Regions from separate parts of the Homo sapiens genome. Here region 1 is linked to region 2. Evidence: chromatin contacts called from ENCODE Hi-C data. All regions are on one chromosome and are shown on one strand. Each heading gives the region's core, a stretch centred on a gene start or an enhancer-like site at or near the end of the contact. The rest is flanking DNA. Distances are from core to core; before and after follow the strand shown.

Region 1 (3,929 bases), core at 1,278-3,777, 260 kb after region 2:
TAGACAAAGAGCCAGAAAATCAGCTTAAAGATAGTTCAGAGATGGGAGGTGGCACAGATCTCTAGAGCAGTCCTGCTGCTGTCCAGGAGTGCCCTGTAGGTAAATCTTAATAAACACATCTACTTGCCAAAGCTGGACTTCTCTGAATAATTCTTTGGTTTCTTGGCTCCCTCCCACTTTGTGGGAACATTTTTCTATACAATTCCAGGTTTTTCTTGTAATATTAATGCACTTAAATGTGCTGTTGTTAGTCCTGTGTAAAGGAGACAGGGTCACTGTGGACACCTGTGGTTCAGACATAGTACAGAAGTTGCTGGAAGCTGATGAGAGTAATAATGATCATACCATTCTTGGTAGAATCATCCATCCTTGTTAAGAAAATACTCCAAGACGTTTGTATTTGTACATAGTCAAGTCACAGCCACGAATGAAAAAAATAGGCTCTTTTCCAAAGACTTTGTAGGGGAGGAAAAAGCTTTTTCCTCTTCCCTCTTATGTTCTGTAGTTGAGGCCTGTGAATTAAACCAACAAAAGACAGATTAGCAGAAGAAAAAGTGGCCAGGTACAGTGGCTCACACCTGTAATCCCAGCACTTTGGGAGGCCGAGGCAGAAGGATGACTTGAGGTCAGGGGTTCGAGACCAGCCAGGCCAACGTGGTGAAACCCTGTCTCTACTAAAAATACAAAAAAATTAGCTGGGCATAGTGGTGCATGCCTGTAATCTCAGCTACTCAGGAGACTGAGGCAGGAGAATCGCTTGACCTGGGAGGCAGTGGTTGCAGTGAGCCGAGATCGCGTCATGGCACTCCAGCCTGGGTGACAGAGTGAGACTCTAGCTCAAAAAAAAAAAGAAAAGAAAAGAAAAGAAACAGAAAAAACTGTAAAAGAAAATAAAATTTCAGGATCCTCTAAATTTATTATGCCCAGGGGAAAGTTAAGCCCTGGAGACTGAGACACAGAACATGTTTACAACTTCTGTTTCTTAGATTATAGATTAACTCTTTTCCATAAATGTTCCATTAATGACTAGAAAAGACCAGAAACCAGGCCCCTCCCCTTCCAATCAGTGGTTTTTGTTATAGATTAACTTCTTCCTTCATTGTCCCATATCTAAAACAGACCAAATGATGCAGAAGACCCCGTGACTGTTACCTCTTCAGTGTGGAATGTTAAATATACCTTTCCTGAGAAAAAAGACTACCTCAACTAATCCAATCATTGTAACTATGCACTAAGCCTCATGTAGAAAGATACTGAAATTCTGTTATGCTTCTCTATGTTTTGTCTAAATAAATGATCCTAAACTTCTACACTTCAGAACACTGACTTTCATTCTTTGGAATCTGTGTTTTCTCAGTAGCTGTCCTCAAACTTTGCATTTGAACAAACTCTTTTTTGTTTGTTTGTTTTCTGATTTTTGAGACAGGGTCTTCTCCTGTCACCCAGGCTGGAGTACAGTGGCATGATCATGGCTCACTGCAGCCTGGAATTCCCTGGGCTCAGATGATCTTCCCACCTCAGCCTCCCAAGTAGCTGGGACTACAGGTGTGTACCACCATGCTTAGCTAATTTTTGTATTTTTGGTGGAGACAGGGTTTCACCATGTTGCTCAGGCTGGTCTCAAACTCCTGAGCTCAGGTGATCCTCCCGCTACAGCCTCCCAAAGTGCTGGGATTACAGGTATGAACCACTGTGCCCGGCCTGCGCAAACTCTTTAAACTAGACTCTGACCCTTTGGATGATTTTTAGGTTGACAAGATGATGTGAAGACACAGCGGGAGAATATCACGTGATCACAGAGGCAGAGACTGGAGTGATGTGTCTGAGAGTCAAGGATGTCTCCACTGACACTTTGATTTTGGAATTCTAGCCTCCAGAACTGTGAGAGAATATATTTCTATTGTTTTAAGCCATCCAGTTGGTGACACTTCATTACAGCAGCCCTAGGAAATGAATACAACAGTGTCACATTGTTAGACACTGTGATGCCTTGTCCCCCTTCCTGGTGTTCTCTTTCGTGCAGCTGAGGTGAGCTCCACAATCATAATACCCCTGCCTCTCTCTCGCCCTGCACCCACTCTTCCCCAGCAGGGGAGAAGTAAACTGTGATTGCTGAGTTTGGGATACAGGAATAAGGCTCATGTCCTAGTTCTGTCTTATCCCATGTCCTCTTTGCTCTAGTTCTGTCTTATCCCATTGTCCTCTTTGCTGCTGCCCTGAAGGTCTCCCTTCTTTCTGCTCAGTTCTGCCATGCTCTGAGTTAGAGCTCTAAATGTAATTGGGTTCCCAAGAACCAGAGCCTGAGATGTAAGTTCTTGTTTCAGTGCTTCACTAGTGGATGCTCTCAGGAGAAGCAGAGTGAGGAATGCAGGATGGCATGGAGGATAAAGCTAAGTGAGGAAGTGGTCTCAGCTGCAGCCTGTCTTCAGTCTAACCCCATGAAGGTGCTCTGGAGCACAAATGGCCACACTGAGTCAGTTTCTTTGAGGAGAGCGGGCTGGGTTTTTTTCCTTCCCTGTGAGTCAGTCATCAGACCAGGGGCAGATGGATGAGAATGTGGCAGAGCCTCCTGGGGAGGTCAGGTCCAAGGCAGCTCCTGTGTGGCTGAGGGCAGTTCTCCAGCAACAGGGCAGCTGTGGAGTCCATCAGCCCAGAGTCACAGCAGCTGGGAGGCAAGGGTGACGGGAGCACCTGATGGCAAAGGGGATCTGGGCCTGCAGGCACCTCATACCTCCACCACAGAGAGGCTGTTATATTGTCCAGTGCTTCTCCTGCCTGGGGGTCACATGAATGGAAGAATCAGAGCCAGAAGTCCCTTCTTCTTGCAGTGTCCTTCTTGCACCCTCTATTGACAAAACCTAACAAAGTGCTTGCTGCAAAGGAGAACCGCTTACAGGGTCCAGCTGGTTAACACAGAGCAAATAGTAGAGTAGCTTTTGAGCTGAGCAGTAATACACTGATAAGTGGCACACTCACTAAGATCGCGTTTATGAAACCCATCTAATTGTTCCATAGAACTGATGTTTAATAGTTTCTTTTGAATAAACCTAGAAATTGACCCTCCCAGTCTTGAAACTTAAGAAAGTTACATTTCTCTTATGTGAGCTCCTTTCTCAGGAAACCAACCATCAGGATCTCCCACATGCTATCCAGGAAGTGAAACTTACCAGATCACCACATCTGGACAATGAGACACCAGACCCCTCATCTATCATGATTGCATAAGTGACCACTTACTTCCTATGGATGAACTCTTCCTTACCCCTCCCTAATTCTTGTTTTTGTGGGTGAAGTTTCATTTCTTCTGTGCTATATAAACCCTTGATTTTAGTTGGCCAGGGAGATGGATTTGAGACTGATCTCTCATTTCTTCAGCTGAAGCACCTGATTAAAGCCTTGCTCCTTGGCAATACTCATTGTCTCAGTGATTGGCTTTCTGTGCAGCAAGCAGCAAAACCTAGACTGAACCCCTGGTATTTCCGTGACATTTAGACACTAAACCTTCTTTTGTGTTTCTTCTCTTTCTTCCTTTTGAAAATCTTTTTGTGTTTTTATAATAGCGATACAAAAATTAGCAAAAGAGCCTCTCCTGTCTTGTTCCTTTGCTCAGGCCTGCAGGATGGGCAAGCATCAGGGTCTTTGAACCGCCAGTATTGAGTGCTATAGCTACTAATGGGATGAGAAATATCATGATAAACATACAAGGAGACCCATCTGGGCACAGCCCTTAAGGCCAGCCCCTTTGGAGGCACTTCCCATGCAAAGGGAATTGTGCTGGTAAAGTAGGGATTAAAGCCAAGCAGCCCAATTTGGCCATGCATCTGTTCAAGCAGTGATGGCTGCTCAAACTTTAATGAGGAAAATGATGAAGGCCGTTGGATGTGGCTACAGAGAAGTCCCCAGTATTCAAAGATACCACAATGTTACCC
Region 2 (4,336 bases), core at 377-2,876:
TAATAATTTTTAAAAGTAAAGGGCAGTAGTGGTTCCTAGCAGGAAGGGGATGACAGCAGAAGCAAGGAACTGAGCAGATGAATACAATGCCATTGTTATTATTCTGGCTCTTGAGTTGATCAGTGGTTCCACAGGTGTCCAATTTATTAGTATGTTTGTTAACTTATATCTGTGTTATAAGTATTCTTTTTCATATATTAAATATTGAATAATAAGTGTTTGGATTTTTTATTTTAAAAGTAAGGCTTTATTGGGGGAAAAAAGCTGCAAAGCAAGAGATTAGAAATATGGAAACAATCTGCAGGGGAATTCTTGTGTTTGGGATTCTTGTATGAAGGGAACTTAAAACCACACAGATTTTATGGGTGGAGGGGAATGAAAGCAACACACTCTATCTATTAATTTTTAAAACTCAGATCCTACCAAATTTCAGCCTTAGAACAGAGTTTCACACCACTTTACACTGAAAAATCTATCCCTCTTTGAATTGTAGGAAATCATTTATTTCTTTTTCCAAAAAAGAACTCTCAGCTAGTCTAGAGAGATAACACATTTGTTGTAGCCATAAATTTATTTGGAAGAACAACTGGGCTTTACACAGGCCATCTGGAGAAGACAAATGTTTCATGGAAGCATGTGGGAAATTTCACTGACAACATATGTAGCTAAATGAACTGTCTTTGGCATCGCCGAAAGGAGAAAATTCCATTACACACAAGGAAGGTATTTCAACAATCACCTCAAAGTAAATATACATTAATCTACTAATTTAACTAAAACATATGTAAGGTGAAGCTATGCTTCTCTTCCATGTACTGACAGCTAAACATACAGCCTCTGCAGAGGAGGCATTTGGTTCAACTCCACAGGGACACCTTTGAAATCACTGTATTCATCTGCACATGTTTAAAGAAATGTGTCTTCCTGAAACTCCCCCTTCCTCTGCACACCTTCCACTCCCCTGAACCCTTGTGTGATGTCATGGAAATGTGGAAGAATATTAGGTAGGGAATCAAGAGAGATAGTCCTACCCCTGTCACTAATTTAGAGACCTCAAACCAGCCACATAGCCATTTCATATAGTTTTATCACCTATAAAATGAAGGAATAATTACTTCTCTAGTTACATCACAGGGGTTTTGTGAAGACACTATTAACACCTCATATTAGGATAATAGTTTACAATTTGATATGTGTTTTAAACAGATTGTTTCATTTATGTCACAACTTTATCCCCATTTGATAGATAAGAAAATTAATGCTACATAAGGGAAACAGTAATTGCTACAATAAACAAAACAGTCAGCACTTAACACAATAGGGTTATTTCCTGCTCATGTAACTGTGTACTGAGGGTGTTCCTGGTCAGGGTGCAGTTTTCCTCCACGAAGTAATTGAGCCCTGGCTCCTTCTGTCTTGTGGCCCCACCAGATCCTACAGCCTTGGAGTCTCCTGCCTCAAGCTGGCAGACAGGCAGAGAGGTTGGAGAAAGCACACCTACTTTTTAACAACCTCATGCTGGAAGTGACCCAAATGACTTTCACTTACATCTCACTGGTGAGAACAGTCAATGCCTCCACCCAGATGTGAGGGGTATTGCGAAATGTAGGCTATCGCTGGGTGGCTGCTTCCCAGTGATAAAGCTGTTCTGTGGAAGAGGAAGCATAACTTTATGGTGAACAGTTAATCACCTCTGCCATGACAAAGCAGTTATGCTATTAACTCAAGGCCGCACAACTAGTAGATAGTCTATTAGCTATCTATTTCTGCATAGCAAATTACCATGAACTAAGTAACTTAAAATAACACACAGTCTGAGCCAGGAGTCTGGACACGGTTTAGCTGGGTTCTCTGCTTCAGAGTCTCACAACGCTGTAGTCAAGGTGTTGGCCTGGGCTAAGTTCTCATCTGAAGGCTTGCCTGGAGAAGAATCCATTTTCCCACTCAAATGGTTCTTGGCAACATTAAGTTCCTTGCAGTTATAAGATTCATGACAGCTTTCTTCTTCAAAATCAGTAACGGAGATGGTAGAGGGGGTGAGGGAGCAAGAGGCTCTGGAGTGATATATAATATAATGAAATTTTAAGGGCAGCATCTCTTCACCTTTGCTATAGTCTACTGATTAGAAGTAATTCACAGGTCTGCCTACAAGCAAGAGAAGAGGATTATATAAAAACATAAACACCAGGAGAGGAATCATGGGGGCCACCTTAAAGTTTGCCCATCACAATAAAAAACTCAAACCCAGACTTTCTGACTACAAATCCAATGTCCTTTCCATTTAATCGTTTGTCCATCTTTGGACTCCACAGTTCTAATCTGTAAAATGAAGATAATATTTGCATATAACATACCCAGTTATTATGAGGAACAAATAAAATAGTGGATGTGAATTCACTCTATAAGCTGTAAACTACTCTGTAAATTTAATAGTTTTTTATTTTTATTTTATCCCCTTGCCTATGATGTTTCCCTACTCTTCCTGACCATCTAAATCCTATTCTTCCTTCAAGGACCATCTCAATGCTACCTCCTCCATGAAGCATGTGTATCATTCGGGATGAGGTTCAAATGATGGCTCAAATAATTTTGAAGCCAAAGCTGATAATACAAATCCACAAAATCACTGAGGATCAAGACATCTTCCAGATCTCTAACCTAGAGTGTGGTCTCTATTCTGAAGGCCCAAGATGGCTACTAGAGCTCCAACCATCACATTTCCAAACCAGACAGCTAAAAAGAAAAAATATTTTTTATAGATACTTCCCAAAAGTCCTACTTAAGACTTGGATTCAAGTCCTTTTGACAAGAACTAAGTCCCATTCCTATACCTGGTTGCAACAGAGCCTGAAAAATACAGTTTCTAGTTGGGTATGCTAATATCTTGAATAAATGTAGGGTTCTGTTACTAAGACAGAGGAAGAGAATGAATTTGGAGAGAGTAAATAGTCTCAGCCATAAGACGTTTTTTATTTATTTATTTATTTATTTTTGAGACAGAGTCTTGCTCTGTCACCCAGGCTGCAGTACAACGGTACAATCTCAGCTCACTACAACCTCCGCCTCCCAGGTTCAAACCATTCTCCTGCCTCAACCTCCTGAGTAGCTGGAACTACACGTGCACACCACCATGCCCAGCTAATTTTTGTATTTCTGGTAGAGTCGGAGTTTTACCATGTTGGCCAGGCTGGTCTCAAACTCCTGACCTCATGTGATCCACCCGCTCCGGCCTCCCAAAGTGCTAGGATCACAGGCATGAGCCACGGCACCAGGCCTCATAAGATGTTTTAGAAATATCAAGTATACACATCTACCTAGAGGACATGGGATAAATAGGAATATCAATGATTTGGAAATACATTTGTAGAGAGCCTAGAATTGCAAGCTAAGGAATTAGATTTCACTTGGTATCTAATAAGGAAAAGTAACATGGTGAAAGGGGTGAGTTAGGAAGCTGAATGTAACTGCGGCTTCAGGCTTAGGAATATTAGTTCTAAGACTGTTATGATCTAGCAAGAGATGAAAAGATCTGAATGTTACCTGAATAGGGATGACAGGGAAGAATGAAATTAGAGAGCTATTTTAAAGAAAAAAATCCAATTATATATAGATGGCAGGAGAGAGGACAAAGAAGCCAAGTTGGTGGAGAGAAAATGAGACAGGAAAACCTAAGGAGGTACCAGGTCAATAGAATAGGAGGAGCAAGGAGAACTCTGTGGCTGACTGCTAGAATTAAGGAAGGAAAATGATAGGCCTGGTAGCAAATTTGAGAGCCATAGCAGTGAAATATTTATAAGAGAAATCACTTAAGTGGCTCCATCTCCCACTACTTAGGCAAACCTTGGCTGGGCAAAACGCTCAGGCTCTGTGGAACTCAATTCTCCTCATTTGAAAATGGGAATAACGATCCCTACCTTGCAAGATGAGAGTTCCTGGTACGCAGAGTAAACAATGGCCATTACACCTAATTTTGCAACTGGAAGGGGGAATAGAGGCATACCTGGCACTTCACGGCATGCCCAGCTTTGTGGCCTAAACACATCCACCTGCTAAAGCAGCAAGTAGATGAAGTTCCTTTCTCTTCCAGAAAATTACATGAATCTACTAGCTTTAATATAATAAAAAGCCCAATCGTGGGGGATAAGCAAAAACTAACAAAAAGTTTCCTTATTTGAAGTCAGTGCTCTCGAAATGTCATCCACCTTTACCAGCCATCTGCCAATCTGAGACATGTGCATGCACCAGCCCGGGGCTGCATCCCACCCTACCCACCACTCCTCTTGAGGAACAGCAGTAGCCAGCCTCAGGAGCCAGCCTAACTCACCAGTTATGCCCC

What was found. A loop is a pair of places that touch in the nucleus more often than their neighbours do. Pooled maps may share reads with other maps.
Region 1: a loop to region 2 is called in a map of Calu3, with 4 times the contacts of the local background. The contact joins two enhancer-like sites. A Hi-C loop is called at or near these places in 6 of 168 maps with a recorded cell type or tissue (CD4-positive, alpha-beta T cell, Calu3, GM11168 and 3 more), 6 of 37 single-sample maps with no recorded cell type and 6 of 50 pooled maps.

Annotation. Positions count from the first base shown.
Region 1 is chr4:83,369,294-83,373,222 of GRCh38, reverse strand. No RefSeq gene overlaps it. Among named protein-coding and RNA genes, the nearest start is that of HPSE, 36 kb to the right of the region's middle. Within about 2 kb of position 2,527, at least 2 of the 41 ENCODE cell types and tissues checked have a DNase peak (open chromatin) inside an H3K27ac peak, as active enhancers do.
Region 2 is chr4:83,627,586-83,631,921 of GRCh38, reverse strand. No RefSeq gene overlaps it. Among named protein-coding and RNA genes, the nearest start is that of GPAT3, 94 kb to the right of the region's middle. RefSeq lists an enhancer at 1,412-1,706 and a cis regulatory region at 1,307-2,030. Within about 2 kb of position 1,626, at least 13 of the 41 ENCODE cell types and tissues checked have a DNase peak (open chromatin) inside an H3K27ac peak, as active enhancers do.